Regions from separate parts of the Homo sapiens genome. Here region 1 is linked to region 2. A link is an interaction called in ENCODE POLR2A ChIA-PET data of the cell type or tissue named here. Cell type or tissue: IMR-90. All regions are shown on one strand. Each heading gives the region's core, and the rest is flanking DNA. Links, peaks and the distances in the headings are about the cores only. Region 1 overlaps LOC112267858 (a long non-coding RNA gene). Region 2 has its middle 130 kb from the start of SAMD9.

Region 1 (5,387 bases), core at 161-5,160, 1.4 Mb before region 2:
TTCTTTCTCGCTTGTGCTTCTGCAGGTTGACTGAAGTTTGGCTCATGTAGACTAGACTTCGTTCCAGGCTGTGGTTAGCTTTGGGTGTCTCTATGGGACCAGTGAACTATCCTGGGTATGTGGACTGACTCAGGGCTATGTAGACTTGCAGAGGGAAAGTGCAATTGCTCAAGCAAATTTCAGTTTTTCCACCTAGGTTGTTTTTGCTAATGTCCAATTGACCAATGTAAATAATATGACCAACCACATAGTTAAGGGGCTCAGTAGTACATTACACATCCATAAGACCATGGCAAGGGTACAGATGTGTAGCACTACTAGAGGAGAGTAAAGAATTTGGGCCGATAATTAAAATTTTGACAATGTGACCTATATGTATATGGATGTGTAATGGAACAAGGAAAGCAAACCAGGCTTCTGGTGGGTTAGGTGAGAGAACAGCATAGGTTTGAGTGGGGAAGGATCTAGGCTCTCTAACTCCATGTCAATAATTGACTAACTTGTATAGACCTAAGTTCTATACTCACTAGTGAAGTAGTTCCTTATAGTCTGATTCAGTGATGCTCGTAATGAATTTCTATAGAAAAACTATTCTTTTCAAAGTCGATGATGACCTCCATTTTACCAAACCCCATAATCAATTCTCAATTCTCACCTTATTTGATCTATCTGTGGCATCTGATATCGTTGAACACTCTGTCTTCCAGGTACATTTTTTCACTTGGCTTTACTTCTGCTTGAAGACCATTGCTCAGAACTAGTGACATGGGTTCATCCAACTTCAAGGAAAGCTAGCAAATTAAGGGAAGAGCAGGTATTCAGGGAGCACTGACTGCTTCTAGCACATGCTCTGAAGGATTCTCTGAACCTGCTTCATTTCCCTTGGTTCCATAATTTTGGGGTGTGCCTCCTGGCATTGCATCTCTACTATATATTGATAACATTCTCTAAAGGTAAGAATTCTCTAAAGAATACATGGATAAAATGGCCCTAAAGGGAACATAGAAGGAATAAGAAAGAAGCAGTGAACACATATATGGTACTGGTAGTATTTACTAGCTGATGACCTCAGCAGATTATTTAACCCCATTGTGCTTCAACTACCTTGTCTGTAAAGATAGGAGTGATAATAATAGCACCCGCCTCATAGGATTGTTTTGAGGACAAAATTAATGTACATGAGACACTTAGAACAGTGCCTGGAACATGGAGAGCACAATAAGTCCTAGCTATTATTATTTCATGAACAATTAAATTCTGAATAATAGAGAACTGAAAATAAAAGTGATTGTAAATTTATAAAATTTTAAATAATCTCCTGTATAAACCCCAGACTAATGAAGAAGGTTCTCATTTTAATATGTTTTATTACAAGGATTATGGAAACCCATAAAAAGTAAACACAGAATGTGTTCCTTCCCTGCACATGTGGCACTTTGGCTGGAGGTAAACATTTTGTTTTTGGAAAAGCTGAAAAAGAGCAAGGCAAAAGAGCCAATGAGTAGAGGGCACTTAGGATGTGTTTTGGAATTGCACGCCATATTGCTTTATTGAAACTCTCATTCAGTATCAACGGACTGTGTGATGAGGGTCCCCAGGGCGAAGGGCCCCATCAGATGCTTTCAGAGAACTCAGGCCCGCCCCTGCTGATGTGGCTCTGTGATGATGGCTTGTCTTCTAAGTTGTCAGCAGGAAGACATTCTTGCTGCCTTCTTTCCCTCTGCATTGCCAACAAGGAAGAACAGCCGGGGAAAATGAGACAGAATCTTTTTCCAATTACATAGTATGCATATTTTATTTCAGCCGCCGCCTGTGAGAAACATGATCCTGAGTGATTTAGTGGTGCTGAGGCAAAGCCAGCCTATGAAAGATTTGGAAGTACATTGGTAAATTTCCAGAAGATTATTTGGGTGAAATGGCATGGTAGGTTAATTATCAGATTGAAAGCCTTTTAGTTGCTATAGAGGAGATACCACAGTCCCAGATACAGTCCCAAATTACTCTTAGAGCATAAAATGGTAAAAAAAAAAAAAAAAAAAAAAAAGTGAGAAATCAATGTGGGTTTTTAGACTCTAATTGTTTTGAAGGGGAGAGGGCAGAGCTTTTAGAAGACAGGTGATTTACTTGGTGGCACTTAGCTGCTAACTTTCACTTTAAGTAAGGGTATATGTGAGTTGACTCCTCATTCACATCTTCATATAACTCTTATTTCTTCATAAATGTTCCTCAAGGAGAAGGCCAAGTTGAAATTTTCCTTGTGCTGAACTAAGTAAAACATCAGCCAAAATTCCAGCCAACAGTTTTTGCAAAGGCATAACTTCTGAACCAGAGTCTAAACAAAGTGAGTTATGTTTTATCTTCCTATCTCTTTCTCCCTCAGGTCTTATCACCTTTGATCCTCCTTTATTTCTTTACCTTGGATAAATCATTTTTTTTAATCTTTCTTTCTCCTTTCTCCCCTTCTTGTCTGAAAAATCCTTTGATAGCTTATAATGGAGCAGAATGCCATGCTGGGCAAGAGGTGGGAGGTGGAGGGAGATGAAATGCAGAAGACCTTTTATCTCTTCCCAGGAAATATGCAGACTTCTGAGGGTGATGCATGTGTAACATACCTTTACAATTTAGGGCATCTGGATTGGGGGTTTTTGTCATGCTGAGGTCTGGAAGGTCTCTCCCAGGCCTCTTGATTAGGGATATAGGCCAGTATAAACTCCAGCTTTGCTACTTACTAATTGGGTGACCTGGAAAAAGTTACTTAAATTCTTAAAGGCTAGTTTTTCCAATCTGCGAAATGGGTATAATACCTGGTTAGTTGAGGAGCATTAGTAAGGAGGGGATTCAAGTACACAGGAAGACGAATGAGCAGCCTACTGTAATAGTAATACTGTAGTAATGCAGGCAAAATGAGGATCTGCAGTAAAGAAGTATGGACAGTACTAATGGGAATGAAGGGGAGAGTGAAGAAATATCAGATTGATAGAAATAGAGCTCTTAGGTACCAGTTGGAGATGAGAGGGAGTGGAGGAGTCAATGGTAGGGATGATTTTGAAGTTTCTGACTTTGGTTTTTGGTGATGCCATTAACTGGGAATAAAAATTCAGTGCAGGCCAGGTATGGTAGCTCATGCCTGTAATACCAGCACTTTGGGAGGCCGAGTCAGGTGGATCACGAGGTCAGGAGTTCAAGACCATCCTGGCCAAGATGGTGAAACCCTGTCTCTACTAAAAATAAAAAAAGAAAGACGGACATGGTGGCGGGCACCTGTAATCCCAGCTACTTGGAAGGTTGAGGCAGACAATTGCTTGAACCCAGGAGGTGGAGGTTGCAGTGAGCTGAGATTGCACCACTGCACTCCAGCCTGGGTGACAGAGCGAGACTCCATCTCAAAAAAAAAAAAATTCAGTGCAAATATAAATATAATCTATTTTGGGTCTTTTGTTTCAAAGCTCTTGCAGAATATTCATGTGGAGATGCCCAGAAGGTAATTTGAAATGTAAGTCTAGAGAAGTCATCAAATATCAACATGTATTTACTGAGCACGTAATATGTGCTAGATAATCTGTGAAACACTGGATATAGGATAGTTATAAAAAGACTTAATTACCACTTTACTTTCTACTGGAGGAGAAAGATGTAAAATAAATACACAGTGAAGTATGTAACTAAAAATATATGCTATGGAAAGGAAAATCACAGGATGCTATGAAAATATCTAGCAGGATATGCTAATTTAGACTGGGAAGTTTGGGGAGGTCTCTGCAGAGACTTAATCTGTGACTGAGAATGAATTAGAATTAGGTGGTTGTATTTTACTCCTAGACTGTAATTTCCATGAAGGTGGAAGCTTTACTGTTCACTGTTCTATCCCTAGTGCTCAGAGCAGTGCCAGGCATGTGGCAGTCTTTTAATCTCTATTTGTTGAATAACTTAATGAAAGAACAAGTAGAATGGGTGAATTGAGATTTCCCAGGAAGAATACATAGAAGGTGCTGAAAATTGACCTCCAAAGAATAGACAGAAAAAAAATGTGACGTTTCTGGAGGAAATAAGTATTGGACAGATAAGTAAAAGAGAAACAGGGTGTGTCAATTAGAAACGTATTTGGCTGCAAGTAATAGAAAACCTGAACGTAGTGGCTTAAACAAAAGGAGTTTCTTGTTTGTTTAGTTCTTTCACAAAGCAAGAAGTCTGAACATGGATAGTTACGACGAGTGCTTAGATTACCACCATCAGCCCCAAGTTTTGCCATTTTCTTGACCTGGATGCAGGTTGTCAGCTACAGCTCTGGTAATTATGTCTACGTTTTAGCAGAAAGAATGAGGAAGTGGAAGCAGTGATGCCTATATATTTGTGGAAACATTAGCGTAGATTTCACTTTACATCTAATTGGTCAAAACCATGTCACACTGAAAGCTGGAAGGTAACGAAGGAGAAGGGGTTGGAAATGCAGGTTGGAGCACTTTGCCAGTGGTGTCTGCTATATTAGGCAAGAATAATATCTTCAAAATCAAGAGAGAAAAAGTTTCAAGAAGGCAAAGTGGCAACAAAATCAAATATCACAGAGGTTGAGAAAGATGAGCTCTGAAACAAGACTATGGATGTGATATTTTGAAGGGCAGAGACCCTGCCCATTATGCTCTTTGTTGTATTCCAGGCACCTTCTCCAGAGCCAGGGACAGAGTAGGCAATTAATCACTGACTAGGGAAATTAATCTGGTTGCGGTGTATTAGATGTATTGCATGCATAAAGGTCTATATTGATCATCCAGTATAAATTAAATTCTAATTTTCTCTAAGTAAATACTTTCTGGAAAGAGTAAGCATCTAGAGAGTTATCCTTCATATGTGCATCAGAAACCAGTTAAAAGGAATAGACTAGAACTTAAAAAATATTTCCCCAAAGCTCAATGAAACAAGAGAAGAGAACTACCTGGAAGAATGTCCTTATTTCTGTAGTTTTAGTAGCTGTTTTTGGTAGGTACAGATGGTTTGTAGTCACAAGAAAGATCTTTCTGCATCATTATAGTCATTTATTTATGCTCTCTTTTTATAGGAAAGATTTAAAGCAATTTTTCATCTCATAGGATGAGAGGGAAATTCCTATGAAAGGCATTTTTGTTATTGAATGTGTTTAATTAGTATCTTATATTTGCATAACACTATGCAATTTACAAAGCACATTAACTACATCATCTCATTTGATTGTTTCAATTATATAGGGAGGCGATTAAGGCAAGTATCACTAACACCCATTTTATTGTTGAAAAAAATTCAAGAGATCTTAGGTAAGTATTTTACTCCAAATCATATATATGTGTAATAAGAGATTGAGCCAAGAATTGAACACAAATTTTAATTCCTAATTGAGTGTTTCACCAAATAAAGTT
Region 2 (5,387 bases), core at 70-5,069:
TGGTGCGATCTCGGCTCCCTGCAACCTCCCCTCCCGGATTCAAGCGATTCTCCTGCCTCAACCTCCCGAGTAGCTGGGACTACAGGCACGTTCCACCATGCCCAGCTAATTTTTGTATTTTTGGTAGAGACAGGGTTTCACCATGTTGGCCAGGCTGGTCTTGAACTCCTGACCTCAGCTGATCCGCCCACCTCGGCCTCCCAAAGTACTGGGATTACAAGCGTGAGCCACTGCGGCTGGCCATCCTGGAGGCCTTTTTAAAAAAAACTTGTCATGGTAAAATAAAACAAAAAACCCACACAAATTCATACCTTAATTAGTTATAAGGTGAACACCCAATAACTGCCACCCAGGTCAATAAATAAAAGTTTGTCAGCATCCCTGAAGCACCTCCATTAGCCTCATTCCAATCTCAGTGCCCTCCCTCTTCCCAGAAATAACCACAACCTAACTAGCACGGTAATCACTTCCTTCTGTTTCTTCACAGTATTATCACACACAGAGGCATCTTAGACACTCTGGTTAAGACTTGCCCTTAAAAAAAAGAAAAAAAGGACATGTCTCTTAAGTCACCTTTATTCTAGAGACTTCTCTATCCATGTCTTTTCTTTGCAATATATGTGTTGAAGAACTCAGGGCATTTGACCTGTAGAATTTCCCTCAGTCTGGATTTTGCTGAATGCACACTCATGCTACATTTCAACATTTCCTCTGTCTTTCGCAAATTGGCAACTGGATCCAGGGAATTGATCAGACTCAAATTCAACACCTTTGGCAAGTTCATAGGTGGTGGTATGTTCTTTCATTGGGAGGTACGAGATGTACCTCTTTATGTGATGTCAGTAGCCTTTGATGCTTGATGCCTAGATCCATTAATTGATTAGGGATTGAAGAATAATTATATTCTAATTCTATCATTTCTTTTACATTTACTGCCTAGAATACTTTTAAAAAGAAATACTCCTTTCCTTTACTTTAGATTACCCCCATACTATAATTCACACAGAAAAGACAGGATAATTGCTTTGTCTTTCCCTTTATTTTCCAGTTTTCAAAATAATGAATTGTTTCTCTATCATCCTCTGAAGATAACCGATCAGTTTATTTTTCCATATTACTATGAACTCATTAATGTAAACATAGTTGATGGCTCTGGCTGCTTTTATCAGACTGCTCCTGTGTGCACTGAGCTACTCCTCCAGTGTTTTAAGGACAATGACTGATAGCCGATGTCAGATAAGTACTTATTTCTTACCCCTTTGTTCATGGGTACCAATAGAAAGTTGGAGTTGGATAGAGTTGCTAATTCCTGATAATACTGCCTTGATAAAACAGTTTTATGAACCTGGCCTTTACATTTGTACTAAATAAAATGGCAACACTTCCAGATACTGGAAAACATAGAATATTGCAAATTCATTCTAAGTTGATTACTCTCCAAAAATATGCATAATTTCCAAGTTTACTGAAAACAAGTAAATAAACCTTACAGCCTGGGAGTCATGGAAAAATAAATACAAGGCATCCAACCAGCAGAGGGAGTGCAAGTTAACTGACAAATCCCATCTCCCAAGCTCTGTTTTCCTATTGGTGAGTCACTGATAATGTTTTGGAGAGAAGAAAGATACCAGGAACAAGACAGGACATATCTGTGCTACTTTGTTGTCTGTTAGAGGCAAACTACACTGAAAGAAAAATACAACAGTAAGGGAAAAGGTATTCTTTTGAATCTCATGGGAGCCTTCTTTGCTCAGAATTCAACACATTGTTGTCCACAACCTGACTGATAATCATCTTGGAAAATCAGGAAGGAAGAAAATATAATTATCTCACTTTTTACAAATTTGAAACAGAGACATCAAGCAGTGACATGAATTCCCTAAAGTCACATCAGTTGAAGGGCAGAGACTCCACTTAATGTTAAACCTCCGAATCCCATCCTGGTTTTCCACATAGGACCTTAGTCAATGACAACTTTTCAAAAGGGAGAAGAACTTACTAATGCACTTTGTAGCTTTTCTACTTGTCTTTACTTATAATGATCCAGTCAAGGCAAAAGCAAGAGCTTAGGAATTCAGAGCATCTGAGCACATCCTGATTTCTTTGCAAATTTTCCTCTGGGGTTGGTGCTTTAATTTTCAATCAGTCTGAGTCAATAACGTATGGTTGTCAGTGCCATTGTTGACTCTCACAATTTCTTGTCTCAACCTCACAGCTCCTAGAGCTTGGGGCCCGGGGTCAGTGGCAGGGGTTTTGATTTGGGGCTTTCTATGTTAGCATAATAGGGCAGGTCAATCTCTTGTGTATCAGTGAATTCTGGACTAAACTGATCTATCAAGTGTTATAGACAAATGAAGACCTTGAAGGATGGAAAGAGGCTCTCTGGAAGTCTCTCCTGCTTTTCCATTTCATTGAATCCACAGTCTGTTACTTGCTCCCCACAGAGATCCAAATACAGCTGAATAAGAAAGAAAAGTCACATGAGAAGAATGGAATGCTCTTATGATATTTTCAGGCTTCAGTGTATACTGAATTCCATTCACACAGTTCTGCAGGAGGTTTGGCCCATCTTCACAGAGCATGCCACAACTCTTGCTTATTGCAACAGATGTGTACATTTAAGGGCTGACAATAATTACAAGAAAAAAAACTGAGAGCTCTTTGCATAGGATCCTTGAAGTAGGCTTTCCCTTTTTCTTTTGTTGATACTGGTTTTAGAAAAATGATGATAAACCAGTGTTAGAAAGTTCAAATCTTTCCCAATTTGATGAACTTTTAATTGTGCACCTAATTCAAACCAATTTTAGAGATCATAGGGCTACTTCTAACTTTCCAAGAAGCTAATAAAAAGACTGAGAAAAGTTTTCAAACAATCCACCATTATTTTTAAAGAAATAAAATGAATATGGAGATAAATTTTTTATGAAAATAACAACCTTCCCTGGAGACACAGGCTAAAAAAATGAGAGCTTCCTGGTGGTGGCCAGAAATGAATGAGCTCTGTTCTTGCTTTCATTGAGTTTATAAAGAGTACAGTTGATCACTTGCATGTTCATTTGCCCTCATTCTGTGAACCTAATCTGTCTATCCCACAACAGACAGCAAGGCCTTCTAAAGCTTGTTCTTTCCAGGCCAGGAGGCTTCAACCCAGAGGCAAGTTTTCCAAAACATTCAGATCTACTAGGCTTATTTAGCTGAGTGGAGTACAGAGTTAATGAAGTCAAGGTCATTAATTCCATCTTAATCCAATCCAGCTAATCTTGTCCTCCTGTGTGTTCACTGAATATATCCCCACCAAATGGATCCCCACTGTCATTGTAAATCCATTAGTCACTAGGAGGAAAGGGTAGGTGGATATGGATGGAGACTGACTGACTGTCCTAAAATCCTGTCTCAACCATTTCATAGCTATGTAGATTTTAGTAGATTACTAAATTTTCTTGGTGCTGCCATTGTCTCACCATAAAATAGGGATAATTATAGCAACTACCTCATAGGGTTCATGTAAAGATTTAATGAAATTACCCATACAAAATGTCTAACACAATGGTAGACACATAGCAAAAATGAATTGTCAATTTTTACTTCAATTTGTTGTTGGTATTATTGCTGTTATTGTTATTCTTGCTATCGAATGACATCTCAAAGCACATGCCATCCATGGTGCTAATTTTATGTAAGTCTGTGTTGTAGCTAGGATTCCTTTAGCATTGGTACATATTGGCTGTAAAACTCATATCCACAGGTGCATAGATTCAAGAGCAGTCACTACATCTTCCTGAACATGCAGCAGAGCCAGAAAACCTATCTCAAAGCCACTTCACACATCACACACTTATATCAGTCATATGAGCAGCAAATAATTAATTGGTGCTCTGCTGTGACTTTTCATCTGCTGAGGATATCTTCTCTTCTAGTGATGAAGCCTAAACAGATATAATAACAGAGTAGGCCAGGCGTGGTGGCTCACACCTGTAATCCCAGCACTTTGGGAGGCCGAGGCAGGTGGATCATAAGGTCCAGAGATTGGGACCATCCAACTTGGTGAAACCCCATCTCTCCTAAAAGTACAAAAATTAGCTGGGCATGGTGGTATGTGCCTGTAGTCCCAGCTACTCGGGAGGCTGAAGCAGGGGAATTGCTTGAACCTGGAAGGCGGAGGTTGGAGTGAGCCGAGATCATGCCACTACACTCCAGCCTGGAGACAGAGTGAGATTCCATCTCTAAATAAACAAATAAATAAATAAATAAATAATAACAGAGGAGCATGGTACAATTCAAGACGTGAAAAATGTGGTCTCTTTTAATAAGTCCATAGTATAGCTATTTATTGATCTTTGCCTTTTGGGAGAAGAAGAGAGTTGGACTAGAAAAGTTTTGTTTTGTTTTGTTTTGTTTTTAAAATAAAACATGTTCCTGGCTTTACACTGCAGAAGTAAAAAAAGGTGATAAATGGTAGTTTAAAGAAATAACAATATGGGCCGGGCACGGTGGCTCACGCCTGTAATTCCGGCACTTTGGGAGGCCAAGGCAGGTGGATCACTTTAGGTCCAGAGTTCAAAACCAGACTGGCTAACATGGTGAAACCCCGTCTCTACTGAAAATACAAAAATTAGCCGGGTGTGTTGGCACACACCTGTAATCCCAGGTACTCGGGAGGCTGAGGTGGGAGAATCACTTGAACTCGGGAAGGGGAGGTTGCAGTGAGCTGAGATCACACCACTGCACTCCAGCCTGGGTGACAGAGCAAGACTCCGTCAAAAAAAAAAAAAAATAGAAGAAGAAGAAGTATCAATATGTATTTCAGATAATCCCCATACCAAATTTCAAGTGTTTATCTATACAATCTAAATGCAATCAATAATTATTTAGCCCTCTTTAGCTTGGATATGGAACCTAGCTAAGAAGTATATCTTAATATGAACAGAAAAAAGATTCCAATTACTTCTTTACATTTTAGGAAAAGCAATAACTAAAATGGAGCAGTAATTAATCTTATTTAAACCCCTGATCTCTGGACAACTCCTCTAATGATTCTGATTCAATAAGAATGAAGTAGGGCCCAGAAATCTCAGTTTTAACACTCATTCTGATGATTCTTATGATCTAATACATCAGAGACATTGGTCATCTTGTTTTTGCTTTTCCACCATCTCTTCCCTCTTCTAGTAAGAATACCTCAGTTTTCCTTTGAGAAACCACTTTTTCCCAACTCTCAGTCCCTGCGGGTGGGTCTGGCTGATTCTACCACCAGCTTCATGAGGAGCTGCTATGATCTGAATGTTTGTGTCCTCCCAAATTCATATGTGGCCACCTAATCTCCAGTGCAATAGTGTTAAAAGCTGGGAACCTCATGAGGTGGTTAGGTCATAAGGGCTCCACCTTCA

Evidence for each region. ChIA-PET counts read pairs that join two places held together with the same protein. Peaks named below come from ENCODE experiments on the same cell type or tissue, not always from the same donor. Only the 100,000 strongest peaks of a DNase experiment are listed, where the experiment ranks them.
Region 1: POLR2A ChIA-PET joins it to region 2 with 7 read pairs; 1 of 35 experiments calls an interaction of 5 or more read pairs at or near these places.

The regions. Positions count from the first base shown.
Region 1 is chr7:94,351,996-94,357,382 of GRCh38, reverse strand. LOC112267858 (a long non-coding RNA gene) reads left to right here. Exons shown (of 4, transcript XR_001745273.2): 1 at 1-2,341. Among named protein-coding and RNA genes, the nearest start is that of COL1A2-AS1, 38 kb to the left of the region's middle. In IMR-90, for the core only: no CTCF peak of the experiment used is centred there; no DNase peak of the experiment used is centred there; H3K27ac peaks cover 337 bases.
Region 2 is chr7:92,984,428-92,989,814 of GRCh38, reverse strand. No RefSeq gene overlaps it. Among named protein-coding and RNA genes, the nearest start is that of SAMD9, 130 kb to the left of the region's middle. In IMR-90, for the core only: a CTCF peak has its summit at 1,540 (motif pointing right); DNase peaks (open chromatin) are centred at 1,554 and 2,544; H3K27ac peaks cover 781 bases.